Linked DNA regions of Homo sapiens: region 2 is linked to region 1. A link is a loop called in an ENCODE intact Hi-C map of the cell type or tissue named here. Cell type or tissue: heart right ventricle. All regions are shown on one strand. Links, peaks and the distances in the headings refer to the core of each region. The heading gives the core; the rest is flanking DNA. Region 1 overlaps KIRREL3 (kirre like nephrin family adhesion molecule 3). Region 2 overlaps KIRREL3 (kirre like nephrin family adhesion molecule 3).

Region 1 (8,329 bases), core at 288-8,287:
TAAAAACCTGATCTCATTTGAATGCTTTCATATCACCAGCTCCCTCCAGCCCATGCCCAGGTCCCATCCACTGGGCGTCCCCCCTCCCTCTGCCTGCTCTGCAGAAGCAGGGGCAGACAGTTCGCCCCCTGGCAGGTCTGGTGCGCTCCCCTCCGGGGCCACTGAACTCATCCACCTGCCTCCAGGTGTGTGAGGCCACCCTAGTCAAGAAATAAACAAGCAGCTTCTTTGCTTCCCTCCAATCCCTCCAGCTTTTCTCTGCCTGGAAGCCTCGGGGAGCTTGTGCTGGCAGGGGTGGAGGCAGAGGAGGGGAGAGAAAGAGACCTGGAGAGTGCAGATTCAACCTTGGTCAGCGCCAGGGCCCGGGTTTCAGTGCCCTCCCCGTCCAAGAGAAATGTCCCTCCCGGCCTGTGTTCCCCAGGGGGCATTCTCTCCTCAAGAAATCTCTTTAAATCTCCCTTGGAAATGTCTGAACGTCTAAAGTGACAGCAGATGTCAGCTCCTCCTTTATCCACCTGCTTTTCCCCAGAAACGCCAATGCTCATTTGATGCTCCAGGCTTGGGGGCCCTGGAGTGCATGAGTGAGTGTGAGGGTCCCGGGCTGGCTGGTCATAGGGCCAGCAGAGCAGAGCCGGCTGCAGGCACAGACAGCCTGACTTCCGAGTGCCCTGGCTGGCGCGGGCTGTGTGGAGGGCCGCTGATTTCACTGGGGCCTGGAGCTCTGAGCCGAGTGTCAGACACCTGCGCTGAAAGGAAAAGGCTGCAGCCTGTGTTGCCATGGATATACGGAGGCGCGATCAGATGCTGTTATTTTTAGCCCTGCAGTGCCAATTTATTGGTGGCATCCTGGGGACACTCAGGAAAGGCAGGAGGGCTCCGACTCAGGGCTCTGCCAGGACAGGTGGCTGTGAACGTGCTGGGGTCTGGGTAGACTCAGCCTCCCTTGGGGGCTGCCACGACTCTGGGGTGGGGGGAGAGGAATGGAAATGCGGGGCAGTGTGGGGGGAGCTGGTGAATGGAGACAGTAGAGAGGTATGGCTGAGGAGACACCAAGCTGGTTTTGGTTTTCTAGCGAAGGGGAGAATAGATGAGGCCATCAGCAGGTGGCTTTCTGGGTAGAGAGGAAGCTGAAGCCCACGAGCTAATTTGGAGACCTCAGGAGGGCCCTGCTCTGGGGCCAGGACCCAGATGTCCTGCAAATGTTGGTGGTTCAGTTCCTGCAGGGTCCCAGAGCTTTGGGGTTTTGATCTGAGTCAGGCTATGGTGGGAACAGGGGCCTCCCAAAGGGCAGTGGGCATGACAGAGGTGAGGGGGGAGCATTCGGAAACGGCAGAGGAATCGAACTGGCAGCTTTGCTTTTTGCCTGTGGCCAAAGCACCAGATAGGGCAGGGACGTCCGCATTTGCGTCCTGGTGCCACAACCTTCTTGGGTCTGGCCTGAGCCAGGTCTCAGCTTCTCCATGACTGTCTACACCCCATCATTCAGGCCTGGTGTGATGCCCTTGTCCCTACATATTTCATGTAACAGTCATTCATCTACTAACTCCCACCGTGAAAATACTCCCCTGCTGCAATTATTTTTATTATATATAATAAGACATGCCCCCTGCCCTCAAGGGGGCCCCTGAACACGTGGCCTCGTGGAGACGGTGACAGGGCTCCCTGGCTGGGTGACTCACACGCATTGGGAAGAGGCTGATCAGGAGCTGCAGAGATGCTCTCTTAAATTCTCATGGGGCCAGGAGAGGTGGCTCACGCCTATAATCCCAGCACTTTGGGAGGCCGAGGCAGGTGGCTCACTTGAGGTTAGGAGTTGGAGACCAACAATGGTGAAACCCTGTCTCTACTAAAAATACAAAAATTAGCTGGGCGTAGTGGCACGTGCCTGTAGTCCCAGCTACTCAGGAAGGTGAGGTTGCAGTGAGCTGAGATCGTGCCACTGCATTCCAGTCTGGACAACAGAGCGAGACTCCATCTCAAAAAGCAAAAAACCAACAAAAAATTCTCACGGGCCAAGGCCATGGTGAGTGGATGAAAGGGTGGACACGTTGGCCACCTAGTGACCTCTGATGCTTTTTTTCCTGGCCAGGATAAAATTCATCACCCACCACTCTCAGGGCTGAGACCCCTTCAAAGCTAACAAACAAAAAGAGAGGTGACTAGAAAACTACCCAGGCCCTTCCTCCCTCAGCCTGGGTCTGACGGGGAATCCAGGAGGTGGACCTAATTGTTGTCTACCCATAGTTGGAGGTGACAGCAAGGCCCAGAGCCAGCGACAGCTCCTTTGGGGCTATGCCTGGTGCCAAGATGCCTGAGGTCCTTCTTCCCTCCCTCAGGCCTGGCTCACCCCAGCGAGGGTCTTACCATTGACGGTCAGGGTCACCTCTCTCTCCCCGGCTCCCACACGGGGCACCACAGCCCGGCACACGTACTTGCCCGCGTCCTCCTGGCGCACGGATTTGAGGGTCAGGGTCTTCTCATTGCTCAGGACCTAGGAGAATTGGCAGGCTCAGATGCCAAGAGCAGGCGGAGGGGTGCACTCTTGTCTCTGGGAACAAGGCAGCTGAGAGGCTGGCCTGGGGTAACTGAGGCAGTCTCCGGCATCTCAGTAGGAAGCAAGGTGGGGAGGAAAGAGGCCAAAAGTTTCCTGGCCCAGACAATGCCTGTGGGCTGTACAGAGGAGACTGTACCAGCAGAGAGGCCACCCCGTGTGACTGAGGATGTTACATCCCAGGCGCAGCCCTGTGGGCTGGGGGCATGTGGGGGCACATGTGCCGGAGGAGGGGGATGCCTGCCTGGGGACTTCCAGGTTTCCTCCTACAGGAACCTCCCTGTACCTGCGGTGGCTTCTCCTCTCCCAGGCTAGCCATGGGTGACATGATCCTACAGCTGAACTTCTCTGGGGGCTCCTGGACCTGTTTTCAGAGTCATTTTCAGGATCCCTTTGGGATATAGCTTGGAGTGATGAAAACAGGCTCTGGCATGAGCTTGGTCTGCGTTCGAATCCCGGCTCCAGCAGTGAACACCTGTGTCTCTTTGGTCAGTTACTTATCTTCTCAGACGCTCCCTTTCTATGTATGGAGGCTGCTAGGATAATGCAGCGTCTGCTACATAACAGGCCACACAAAGGTCGGTTTCCTTCTGGTCCCCCTGCTTCCCTACCTGGAGCTCTCCCTGTTCCTTCCTATGTGAGGACATCTGACAATCTCTTATGCACTGAAGAATATATACGTCTTAAAAGAGGAACACAAGGGCTGGACACGGTGGCTCACGCCTGTAATCCCAGCACTTTGGGAGGCCGAGGTGGGCGGATCACCTGAGGTTGGGAGTTTGAGACTAGTGTGACCAACATGGAGAAACCCTGTCTCTACTAAAAATACAAAATTAGCTGGGCGTGGTGGCCCATACCCATAGTCCCAGCTACTCAGGAGGCTGAGGCAGGAGAATTACTTGAACCCGGGAGGCGGAGTTTGTGGTAAGCCAAGATCACGCCGCTGCACTCCAGCCTGGGCAACAAGCGCAAAACTCCATCTCAAAAAAAAAAAAAAAAAAAAAATGGAACACAGGAAAGTGAAGCCCAAGTCCAAGGCTAACGGTGGCTTTATTTGGGGGAAGTTTAAAAGGCTCTTTCTTTCTCTTTCTTTTCTTTCTCTCTCTTTCTTTTCTTTCTCCTTTCTTTCTTTCTTTCTCTCTCTCTCTTCCTTTCTTCCTTTCTTTCTTTCCTTTCTTCTTCTTTTTTTTCCCCAAGGTCTTGCTACGTTGCCCAGGCTGGACTTAAACTCTTGAGCTCATGTGATCCTTCCACCTCAGCCTCCTGAGTAGCTGGGACTACAGGTGTGTGCCACTGTGCCCACTTGAAAAGCCTTTCTAGTGCCTTCCCTCCCAGCACATTGGTGACCACCTACTTTTCTTGTAAGGTTTAGGACAGGGCAAGAGTGCAATGGCTGAATGTGCTCAGGGTGGGACAGGCACATGGGGGTGCCTGGGTTCCCCCTCCTCTTTCTGGGATCTTTCTCCCTGTGGCTTACACTGGAGGCTGACTCCCCCAGTCTAATAGTGAGAGGGGCCTGGGCAGCAGTTCCTTCTTGCTCCACTGTCCCCGCCCCCTGCCAGAGGTGCCCCGAGGTCTGAGCTGCAGCCTCACCACTCCGGAGCCCCGCTTCATCCAGACGATGGTCAGGGATGGGTTGCCGGTCCAGGCGCAGCTGAAGATGGCATCAGAGCCCAGATCCACGAGCAAGGATTGGGGTTCTGTGGTCATCCGGGGCCCAACTGCGATGTGAGGAAGAAGAAGACAGGTTCAGGTGGGTGGGGAGCTCTGGGATCCTCCTTGCTGCTGCCTCCTTTTCCCCCTAGACCTTGACTGGGGGGAGGCAGGCAGTGGGGTACTTGTGCCACCTCAGTCGCTTCCATTTTAAGTCTTATGTCCGGGCGGGGTCTGGGATCTGGGAGTGGGACTCAGGAAGCAAGGAGGAGACCACTCTCCCTGAGGCTTCGCCTCTCTTGGGCCCATGGAGGTGGTCGGCAGCGTGGGGCCTGGGAAGAAGGTGCTGGGGACCAGGTTCTGCCTGGATTTACCCCCACGGCTCTCATCCCCTTCCCTCTGTCTGGATCACGCCCGGTGCTAGAAAGCTGCGGAAGCCCCTCCATCCCAGTGGCGGGCAGGGGCCCTCCTCCTGCCCTGGAAATCTGGGCTCTTGGGATCTTCATGCCTCTGCCTTCAAGCTAGCTGCCATCTCCTCCAGCCTCAGCCTTCATGACCTGGAATCGAGTGACTGGTGCACCTCTGGGGTGGGATGGGGGCTCTGAGATGCAGGGTGATGGAGGCAGGGCTCTCGTGACCCACGCCTCCTCCCCCAGGGTTTCCCACCCGGTGCTCTCAGGCCACCCTCCTATTACAGCCGTTCCAGCCTCTGTGTCACGCCCATTGCAGTGGAGCAGCCCTGGGTTCCACTTCCGACCCCTCTCCTAAGCATTAAAGAGCTGAATGCAGGCTCCTCTCCACCTTCCCTAGCATGTCTGGAGCCTTCTGTAGACCAAGCTTGGTCTACACAGTGGGGGCCGTGTGGGGATTCCAGGCTCAGGGTCCGACCGTGGCCAGGCAGGCCTCAGAGTGCTCCTTCCAGGGAGCAGACAGAGCCTGAAGCCTGGTGCCAGGAGACTGCGATTAGTCCCCTGATGTAAAAAGGGAGTAACAGCACTTTCTTCGGAGGCTTCAAGGGCAAGGGGGAGGGCCAGATTTTTTCAAGTTTGTAAAAGCAAGTTTAAAACTGTAAGGGGCGGTGCATGAGCTAAGGATGCTTGTTTTGAACACATCCAGCCAGCTAGTCCATGGCAGTGCGCTGCCTTGCTGCGGGTCCCTGCTGGACCTCCAGTGAATAAGAGGGGATGGGCAGGTGCGGTGGCTCATGCCTGTAATCCCAGCACTTTGGGAGGCAGAGGTGGGTAGATCACGAGGTCAGGAGATTGAGACCATCCTGGCCAACATGGTGAAACTGTCTCTACTAAAAATACAAAAATTATCTGGGTATGGTGGCAAGTGCCTGTAGTCCCAGCTACTCGGGAGGCTGAGGCAGGAGAATCTCTTGAACCAGGGAGTTGGAGGTTGCAGTGAGCAGAGATCTTGCCACTGCATTCCAGCCTGGTGGCAGAGTGAGACTGTCTCAAAAAAAAAAAAAAAAAAAAAAGAAATAAAAAGAAAAAGAAGGTACGTCCGTGAGTCCCCTCAGTGGAAGGCAGCAGAATGTGTGAATGGGCAATGGATTTGGTCATTGCCTGGGTTCAGTTCTCATTTGGCCACCTACTGTGTGACCTCAGACCTCCATCTCCTCATTCAGATGATGAGAATAAATATCTACCCATGATGGCCTGCGTGCTTGTGTCCCCCGTCAACCCTGCAATTCGTAAATTGAAATCCTCACCCCTGTGGGATGGTAGTAGGAGGAGGAGCTTTGCAGGGGCAGGGGTTAGATCATGAGAGTGGAGCCCTCGTGATGAGATTAGTGCCCTTGGAATAAAGGCCCCAAGAGCTTGCTTCTCTCTTTCTCTCTGCCATGGGATGCCACAGCAAGAAGGCAGCTGCCTGCAAGCCAGGAAGAGAGTCCCCACCAAAACCCACCACGATGGCACCCTGATTTCAGCCATTTAAGCCACCGAGTCTATGGTAACGTGTCATAGCAGCCCCAGCCAAGACCCTGACTCATGGGGTCATGATAGGGATTGAAATAAACATGAAACAATGCACAAACCAGCTTTCGTCGAGTGCAAACCATCCTACGCTCATGACGCATGAAGCTTGTGTTGTGTGCAATGAATCTAGCCCTGGTTTCTCCAGCTCTAAGCAGAAACCAGTGGATGCCTGCTCGCCTGGGGAAGCCTGCACCACTGCACTCACAGTAGACGTCAACCGTGCGGCTGAGGTTGGTGCTGCCCAGGGCGTTGGTCACCTCACAGGAGACGGGCTCTGAGAAGTACGTGTAGTCCACTGTGGTCCTGTACACCTCTCCAGATGCCTCCTTGATGATCTGGCCCCGCTTGGCCCACCTGCAACAAAGGCCAGGGGCTGATGTGGGCCTTGAGTGGCAAGGCCAACCCTCCGGGAGCTGGACACATCCATCCCATGGAAAAATGAGGCCTGGGTTGTGTGGCAAGTGGGGAGTCCTCTGGGGTCCGTCAAGGGGAATCTTCACAGAGGGGCTACTTCAAGGGCTCAGAAAGAGTTGGTTTTGCTCCCACCCAGGTGGTTGTGAAGGCAGTGGGCTTTGGTTTGTGGTCACCAGGCAGTCAGTGGCACTCAACAAGTGGGTTATTCTGGAGGGGGTGAGTTGATTACTCGGCTGGTCAGCCCATCTGCTGGCTAGACGATGGAAAATCCAACTGTCAGTGGGCAGACAGCTCGCTGTCCTGCTCTGAGCTGGATCATGGGCCCCTTTGGAAAAGAAGGAGGCCAAGTCCATGACCTCAGAGGCCAGGGTCAAACGGAGCATGCCCATACATGCATGCTCATACGTGTGCACGAGCACACACACACACACTGACAAGGCGAGAAGCTGTAGGAGAGGTATGCTGTAGGGGCTCCATCTCCCGTCCAAACAGTGGAATACTAATACCCATCAGGAGGAGTGGCGTGAGCGAGTAGCCCTGGCTGCCCCTCTCTTTCCTCTTGACAAGCTCTCAGCTCTCCTGTCCTGTTCTGCCTCCTGCTTCCATGGGGTTCTGCATGGTGTCTCCTCGCCCCAGAAAGTCCTCCTAGTTTCCCTGGATGGCACTTGCTCTTCTTCCTGCCTGGCCTCTGCCCTTGCAGCCTGGCTTTGCTCCTCTGAAGCAATGGCTCCATCAGCACTGGCTTGGTGAGGGGATGTGAGTCGGAAGTCTCTTTTGTCGGCCAATCGGTACCACACAATAGGGGAGGACAGGAGGCCTCTGGCTTGCTTTGGATCTGGCTCTGGGGCAGTGACCCCTGTGTTGGACCAGTGACCCAGCAGCCTGCTGTGTGCAGAAAGCAACGGAGCCTCACAGGGGTGTATGTGTATACACATGTATGTGGGTGTATGTGTATACACATGTATGTGTGTGCATGTGTGTTCATGTGAATGTGTGCATGTATGTGTGCACGTGTGCATATGAATATGCATGTGTGAGTGTGCCTGTGTGTGCATGTGTGAGCATGTGCGTGTGTGCATGTGTGAGTGTGCCCATGTGCACGTGTGCATGTGTGAGCGTGGGCATGTGTGTCCATGTGCATGTGTGCATGTGTGAGTGTGCATGTGTGAGTGTGGGTATGTGTGAGTGTGTGCATGTGTGAGTGGGCATGTATGTGTCCATGTGTATGTGCGCATCTGTGAGTGTGTGAATGTGTGCATGTGTGTGGGTGTGAGTGTGTGCATGTGTGCATGTGTGTGTGTGCATCTGCGTATGTGTGCATGTGTGTCAATGTGCATGTGTGCATGTGCGTGTGCATGTGTGCATGTGCATGTGTGCATGTGTGTGTCCATCGGCGTGTGCGAGCATGTGCATGTGGGAGCATGTGCACGTGTGTGTGCATGAGTGTGTGTGTGTCCATGTGCATGGTGCGTGTGTGGTGCGTGCATGTGCGAGTTTGTGCATGTGTGAATGTGGGCATGTGTGAGTGTGGGCATGTATGACTGTGTGCATGTGTGAGGGTGTGCATCTGTGCATGTGTGTGTCTGCATGTGAAAGTGTGGGCATATGTGTGTATGCGTGTATAGATGTGTGAGCATGTGCACGTGTGTGTGCATGTGTGCATGTGTGCATGTGCGTGTGTGCATGTGCGTGTGTGTCCACGTGCATGTGTGCATGTGTGTGGGCG
Region 2 (8,329 bases), core at 153-8,152, 530 kb after region 1:
TTCTATATCACCAAGATTACAGTCCCATATTGCCAAGTTCAAGCTGACCCAACCAATGTAGACTTAGCCTCAGGGGCCACCATTCAGTTGCATAGAGAGCTGCCTAAGGCATGCATTCCTTCTCTGTGTGAAGGCCAAGGGACTGCAGGGGTCAGGGGAATCAAGTCATGAGGGGATAAGGTCAACTACTTGGAAGTGATGAAGAGTTCTGGCTGCTGCTGAAATCATTGTTCAGAGCTTAGGTCTAGATCCATTTCTGTTACAGACTATCATGGTGACCCTAAGAAAGTCACTTCACCTCTCTGAATCTCAAGTCACTTGTCTGTAAACAGAACTAGCAGAAATGGCGTGAATTTAGGAGACAGAAAACTCAACTTCAGAACTTCAGTTTTGTTATTTACAAGTTTGTGATCTTGGGCAAGCAACTCAATAGCATTTTTATTTCAGCATCTGTAAAACAAGAATAATAATACTTTTTACAGAGTTTGGAAGAATTAAGAGTAATGATATACACAAAGTATGCACTACACTGCTTGGCAAGGAGGGACTCAATAAATGTTAGTTGCATTCATTCATCCATTCATCAAATATTTATTGTTGCTCCCACTGTGCCAGGTACTATTGAAATCCTGGGAATATAGCAATTTATGTGACAGATAATGTCCTTTCCTTCCCTTGTGGTACTTGCATTTTCTCTCCCTACCAGAAGAGTGAGATTCATGTTCCAAGGGCAAGACTAGGGCTCATGTTTTCTTTAGTTGTCCTGTGTGCTCCCTGAGGGCAGGTGCCACATCTAGCTCTGCTTTCTGTGCATAGGAGGTACTCATTGCACGTTAGGGGTTGAATTCAGTTACATAAGATGCAAAATATTGCAAATGCCATCTCCACAAGTAAAACATTTAAAGCACTTTATGCAACATGCTTCCACAGACTTGTCCATCTCTTTGTTTCAAATGTTTACTCCTCTTTTCTATAGAGCTCATCACCATCTTTCCTTTCCTATCTAGACCTCTCTGACTTCATTATTTCTGTGCTGTAGTCAAATAATGTTTTCAATAACAGTCATGCATCACTTAACGGAGATACGTTCTGAGAAATGCATTGTTAGGGGACTTTGTCTTTGTGTAAGCATCATAGAGTACACTTACACCAACTTAGATGGTGTAGCCTATTACACACCTAGGCTACATGGTATAGCCCGTTACACACCTAGGCTACATGGTATAGCCCGTTACACACCTAGGCTACATGATATAGCCCGTTACACACCTAGGCTACATGGTATAGCCCATTACACACCTAGGCTACATGGTATAGCCCGTTACACACCTAGGCTACATGGTATAGCCCGTTACACACCTAGGCTACATGGTATAGCCCGTTACACACCTAGGCTACATGGTATAGCCTGTTACACACCTAGGCTACATGGTATAGCCTGTTACACACCTAGGTTACATGTATAGCCTGTTGCTCCAGTCTACAAGGTTTGGCTCTATCACCCAAGCTGGAGTGCAGTGGCACGTTCTCAGTTCACCACAACTTCTGCTTCCCGGGCTCAAGTCTTCCTCCCACCTCAGCCTCCTGAGTAGCTGGGACTACAGGTGTGCACCACCATGCCTGGCTAATTTTTGTATATATTTTTAAAGGCTTAATGTGACTTATTTATTTATGTATGTATTTATTTATGATGGAGTCTTGCTCTGTCACCCAGGCTGGAGTGCAGTGGCTAATTTTTGTATTTTTTGTAGAGGTGGGGTTTCACCATGTTGCCTAGGCTGGTCTCGAACTCTGGAGCTCAAGCAATCTGCCTGCCTCTGTCTCCGAAGTGCTGGGATTACAGGTGTGAGCCACTGCGCCTGGCCTCAAAACACTATTATTATCTTATAAGACCACCGTCATATATGCAGTCGGTCCTTGACCAACAGCTATGTGGCACCTAACTGTATTGTACTTCTTCAACTGAGTGGTAAGAATGTGAAAATCCTGGAGGTCACCTTAGTTGAGGCTTTCTTCCAATTCAGCAAACCCCTTTATGTCATCTCTGATGCACTATTATCCATCCTCCATGTCAAGACAGCTGTGAATAGAGGGTTGACTGCCCACAAGGCCCACTTACTTCATGTTCACAAAGCTTTCATTCTTGCAAGGTTCTTTCTCCTACCCCCCTGAAATTTCCTTAAATAAGTATTTGCTGACCACCTACTGTGTGCCAGAACCATATTCACAACCAGGGGTACAGAAGTGGGACTACCAGTATTCCTACCCTCCAGTAGCTGCTAGTCCAGTGGAAGATTTGTTGATTAGAATTCTGCTCTCTCCACATAAAAGAGGCTTGTTATATAACTGAGGACAGTTATAGTGTTCTCTTCTAAGCCAGTTTTCTTTAAGAATGACAGTCACCTGGGATGGTAGTTCAATTGCAATTTTCTGGGCCCTCCTGGAACTAATTAATCAGACTCTCTACAAATCTAGGGACTGGAGCAGCTAGAATCTTCAAGTTTAAAAAAGCACCCCAGTTGATTCTCATGCACAATAAGCCTGAAGAACTCCTAAGTCTTGCTTTTCTGCCTTAATAATGCTAAGTTCGCTAAGTTCCTCCCACCTTCCTCATATTACATAATTCCCAGGTTTTTCTTTTCCCTCCCTCCCTCCCTCCCTTCCTCCCTCCCTTCCTCCCTCCCTCCCTCCCTCCCTTCCTTCCTTCCCTCCGTCCCCATATCCAAGCTTTCAGTATATGCCCCAGTTTGTAAATGGCTAAGGTGTGGCTCTCAGGACAGAGCATACCCATTCCAGATGTGGGTCACATCAGCAGAGGGTGCCATGGGGGTGTTAGCATCTTCCAGATGAACACATCGCTTTCTACAGAGGATGCTGAGAAGCACATTATTTGTCACCATGCCACATTGTTAGCTCATATTGAGATTTCAATAAGATAACACTCCTCCAATTAAGACCCTGCAATATACCTGACAGAGGAAAATTTGTTTATCAAATTTGTGAATAACACAACATCACAAAGGAGAGACAGATTATGAAATTATAATGACATATTATTTTTCTTAAATGAGATGTTAGCATCACTTGCTTTTAGCAAGCCAAAGGTTGCTTCCAGGGACCACAGATTATTTTCTGAGTGTTTATGAACCGTTACATTAATCTCCTGCAGATTTTTTTCTGGAGATTTATATGTTTACCTGTCCACTGTTTCTGAATCTACTGTCATCTACAATTTTACTTTTTTAAAAAGTGTGACATTTTTCCAGACTCTCCTATTTTGCAGTATTTCTTGACTATTATTCACCCAGAATGGTACCAGGATCATATTTTCAAACGGTTTCAGTGTTCTGGGAAGTTAATTTTGTTGAATCTAGTAATCAGATTTGTTTTAAACATACCATAAGCATCATCATTATTATAGTGATAGTTAATATTTATTGAATTTTTCTATGTGTCAGATAATATGCTGTACTTGCAGCGTATCATTTAATCTACTTAACAAATCTATGGCATACATACTCTTGATATGTCTACATCATAGAAGGGTAAAGGAGAGGGGAGGTTACTACTGGCATAAGGTTATTACTTCACGGTGGAGCTAGGCACTTAATCCTTGATCTGGGTGACTCTAAACCACCAACTTGTATGATCTCTTCCTGTCACATCCCCTATCTCAAGTTTTAATTCCTTCTCAATTCAGCTGATCGTCCCTCAACTATGAACAGCACGATAGGAAAGAGAGTACCAAGAGAGTTAAGAAGAAGTTCTCTGTAACTGATAAACATCATGCTGCATTTCCCAAGGAGGACTGCCCTTTTTATTCTTCTTCCTTCTTGAAACCTAAAAAAATCTCTCTTTTCCTTTTTTCTTTTTCTGCAGGCTTCAGCTCCTTCTGGGTCTTAGTGTCACTTGGCACCTTTGTTACAGGCTCCTGCACCTCTTTTGTCCTCTTCTTCTGCCAGGTGCCCCGCCTGCCATCTTTTGTACCTTTTTTTCAAAACTGAGCTCCTTGGAGAGTGTCTGCGCAGTCAGGTTGGTTTCTTCGGATGCTGCCGCCCTTTCCTTCTTCATCAGGATCATTCGTTTGGTGCTGTCAAAACACTGAAGCTGCCATCTTTCTTGAGCCACCTTTCTTTTTCATCACCCAGCTTTTCATATTGTTTATTTTCTACTGCCTCTGGCGATGCTCCTGATCCTCCAGGATCAGGGTCTGGCCATGCCCAGTGTCCTGTTTTTATTATGAATTCCTAAGATTAGCATCCACTTTCTTTCGAGATTCCCATTATATTAATTCAATCATTCCTGTATTCTTTCAACAAGCATTTATTGAATGCCTACTATGCACCTGTCTATTTCATCAGGTTTATACCTTGTTGGCACAATGCCTGGCACATAGTGGGTGTTCGATAAATATTTGTTGAAAAAGTGAAAATGAGTTAGACTTGAGCCCAGAGTGACAGAGTCCCTTATTGATTTTTCCCCAACCTTCTGAATGATCAAGCTGCTTGTAAGGCAATTAAAAAGTATGTCAAGAACACTGTTTCAGCAGGACCAGCCTTCCAACCAGTGTCTGGAGAGCTGAAGTTGTCAACCCTGGCTGGAACTGGCTCCTGTGCCTGATGTATGGTTGATATTTTGGATCAGGAAAGAGCATCAATTTCCTGTGTACCACACAGTCAGAGGCATCCCTGTCTCCTTTTTCTTGGTGTCCTCACTCAGTTTCTGGGCACGACATGTCCCACTCTCCATTGAGTGGATTTCTGTAGTACGACTCTGCTGCCAGTCTACTGACAGCCTCCTTCTCCAGCACGGCAGCCCACCAAAAGTGCCTCCTTCCAAGCCTGTGGCCACAAGCCCCAGGGATAATGGTCAGCACATTGTGGCGTTGGATTTTTCTGCTACTTAAATTTATGATGATGCAGGGCATGCAGGTAATCAATTATGCGATTCTTTCAGGGTTGCTTCTGCCCTTCCTCTTCTCCAACATTTTCTTTGAAAGGTGACCCTGCTCCACTTCCTCTACCAACATTCTTCCTGTGTCAGATCTGTCCTCCCCTGTGGTGGGCGTGTTCTTCACCTTCCCTTCAAACTTTAGCCAATTAGGTTTCCTCCATTCTTATGTGTGGAACCTCTGGAATGAACCTGCATTCTTTTCTTTGTTAACCCAACCCCTGGCAGCAATTATGTCCTAAAGGAAAGTCCCCTGGTAACCTCAAACAGGTTGCTCCCTCTATCATCCAATATATTCTTGTGTTTACGTGCCCTGGCCAGAAAGCTTTTTGGCTTCCAGGTCTATGCCCAGTGCATTCAGCCACTGATGCTCCTTGGTTCTGGCCACGCCCAGCTCCGTGTGGGTCCCTGAGTGGTCTACGTTCTCCCATGCTTCCCAGGCTTTAGCACCTGCTACTCCCTCTTCTCCTCATCCCGCTCTCTGCCCATTTTCTTAGCTAATGTCCACTCTGCCCTGGAGCTTTGCTTCATGGTGGGAGTTTCTCTGAGCTCTGTTCCCCCAAGGTGGGCTAGGCAACCCTAGTGTCTGCTCCCACAGGAGCTACCATATGTGGATGTCCCCTGGGTCCCTACCTCTCTGCACCCGGGATGCTTATTCTCTTACCTGGCTTCCCTGTTATGCCCTGTGTCCCTGAATACATTGAGGTACACCTGCCTTTCTGAAAGTTTGGCAGGTTTCCCAGTGTGTACTGAGAAAACAACAAGGGTTGCCAGAAATGGGAAACATAATTTCAAGGGGGAGAATGGCAAATGTACAACTCTCCAACAAAACTGAACTCCCAAACACAGTGAAAAGCGCAAACTCTCAGACAAACAGCTATTAAGGACATAGAGTCCGAATTCACCCGGAACAAAAGACCCGTCTATAACCATTATTTATCACTCAGCAAACACTCTCTTTTTGTTCCATTGTCAATGCTCCACAGACCACATCTGCCTTTGGGCAGAGGGGAAAGAGAGAAAGGGAGAGAGAAATGAATAGAAATGAGAGTATGAGTTTCATTTTATTTATTTATTTTACATATAAATCAGCTAATCGGTTTAACATTCATATTAAAGTTGTAATCACCTTTGCATACATTAAAATACAAACTAGCACAAGTAATAGGCCTTAAGAACAACATTACAATAGCTATTAACATATAACAGCTACCTTATCAACTTACAACATCCCTATAAAATAATAACTGCATCCAGGATTGATTTGCGGGAAATTCATTCTCCCAGAGCACTGAAGCCTGACTCGAAGTCTGGGGAAGGTGAGAGTCTGGTTGTTCTTTGGCTGACGCAGAGAGGTGGCTCTTGGGGAGTGAAGGACACCAGAGGCGGAGATAGAGGCTTGAGCTTTCGTTTTGGCTCTATTATCCACTAGAGAGATGACCTGGGGAAAATGTCTTAACCTCACTAAGACTCAGTTTCCTCGTCAGCAAAATAGAAATAAGGGTGTTTCCTTCATAGTGTTTCTGTGAAAACTTAAATGAAATCATAGGAGAGGACCTGGCCTTTGTAGCAGATGCTTAAGAAACGTCAGCATCTTTTCAAGAAAACCAGGTGCTCTTAGAGGGTGCAAGGGCTGGACCAGAAGGATGCTACTTAGAACATAATATGGTATCTTTCCCATTCATTCATTTGCTCACTCATTAAACATTTGTTGAGCACTGTCAGAGATGATATGAAAAATTTTAAAACATTAGAGTTTCTCTCCTTATAGGACTTACCATTGAGTTGGGAAAATATCAAGTCAAGAACAAGCTGGACAGAACTGAACACATGAAAGGATAGAATATACACATTATGTCGGCAGAGAAGAAAGGGCAGAGTGACTGTGAGTGGGAAACAGGAAATCACTACACAGAGAGGTAACCTTTGAGCCAAGCCTTGAAATATGAAGCGTATTTCAGTAAATGATGAGGAAAAGGATATTTTAAGCTAAGGGAACAGCATAAGCAAGGATACAAAGGCATGGCATATCCAGGGAAAATCAAATATTCTTTTTCTGGTGGAAGCTTGAAGAGCAAGGAGGGATGGAGAGGAAGATGCTGGAAAGAGAGATGGTGCCAGACAGAATGAATTGATAGAACAAATGCAAGTATCTACAGATTGTAGGGGACCTTCAAAGCTGGGTAAGGATGGAGGTGTCAGATACCAAGTGAAGGTATTGGGGCTTTGTTTTACAGGCAAAGGGTAGCCAGTGGGCTTGCTGAGAAGGGGAGGAGTAAATTGTGTACCCTATGAAGATACAAGTGGTAATGAATGACAATGGTGAAGGGTGACTGTGAGAAAAAAAATCGAGGAACTTGATAGGGTGCTATAATAGTTTTGGAGAACATGAGTAGGGCAATGGAAGGAAAAATGGAAAGGCAGTATAGATCCATGTGAAAGGCAATAGAGATTAAAACGTGTCATGACAAGAGAACTAATTGGTTATGGGAGATGAGAAAGAGGCTGGTGACTTGGCATCCACACTAAGTGCTGGGAATATAGGATGCTCTTTACGGAGATTAGGACCCCAATTGGGGAGAAAATAATGAGTTTAGTTTTTAGAATGTTGTTTTAAAAGTGATACTGGGCTACATGTGAGAGCATCACCGATCAGGAAAATCAACAACTCACAAATATATTTTCATTGTTACTCTCAGAATTAGCCACCAGAATGGGTGCTAGGAGTGTGAACGTGGAAAGAACCAAGATTCAGTTAGGACACAATAAAATAATTTTGAGATCACTTAGAAATTTTCATCCTCAGTACTTAGCAATGAGAGATGGTATACTTAGATCTCTGTACCGTGGACTATCATTATTCAATTTAAATTGCTACAAAGTACTATTCTTACATGATTGGCCTGAAAGCCTTGATGCTGAGTTCTAGATATTTGAAGCCTAATACCACAAACGTACCTCTCTGGACAAACTGTCACCTGGATTTTTAGACAAAAGAAGGAAAGCATGGCCCGTTGGACCACAGCAAGACCTTCTTATTTTTGCAAGCTATTCTATTTTATTTGTTCTTAGTGTTCAGCCTGGGACCTAGGCAGGCTACAGATGTTACTGCTGATGGCTGCAGTGACCAGTATCAAGTGATTTCTTATGAGACCCTGAAGAAGGAGGCTGATGGCCATTGGGCCCACTGACAGCATATTGCCTAATCGCCATTATTCTGGAGGAAAATGCTCAGGAGGTGTTATATGTGGTGTAGCTTAGGATTCCAGGCAGAAGACAGTCCAGTACCTTCCTAAGTCACTAAGGAAGAGCTAAACACATGGTCCCTGTTTCACTGAAATGAGATCTGCCTCTACCACCCGACTCTATGAAGCAAAGG

The links. Hi-C counts contacts between places; a loop is a spot of excess contacts. Peaks named below come from ENCODE experiments on the same cell type or tissue, not always from the same donor. Only the 100,000 strongest peaks of a DNase experiment are listed, where the experiment ranks them.
Region 2: it touches region 1 in a loop (8-fold over the local background); 18 of 110 quality-filtered maps call a loop at or near these places.

Annotation. Positions count from the first base shown.
Region 1 is chr11:126,442,615-126,450,943 of GRCh38, forward strand. KIRREL3 (kirre like nephrin family adhesion molecule 3) reads right to left here. Exons shown (of 17, transcript NM_032531.4): 8 at 6,395-6,543; 9 at 4,145-4,272; 10 at 2,365-2,491. Among named protein-coding and RNA genes, the nearest start is that of ST3GAL4, 91 kb to the left of the region's middle. RefSeq lists enhancers at 1-617, 2,040-2,593, 2,594-3,147, 4,261-4,829. In heart right ventricle, for the core only: no CTCF peak of the experiment used is centred there; no DNase peak of the experiment used is centred there.
Region 2 is chr11:126,973,245-126,981,573 of GRCh38, forward strand. All of the region lies in intron 1 of KIRREL3 (kirre like nephrin family adhesion molecule 3), which reads right to left. Among named protein-coding and RNA genes, the nearest start is that of MIR3167, 11 kb to the right of the region's middle. In heart right ventricle, for the core only: no CTCF peak of the experiment used is centred there; no DNase peak of the experiment used is centred there; H3K27me3 peaks cover 4,442 bases.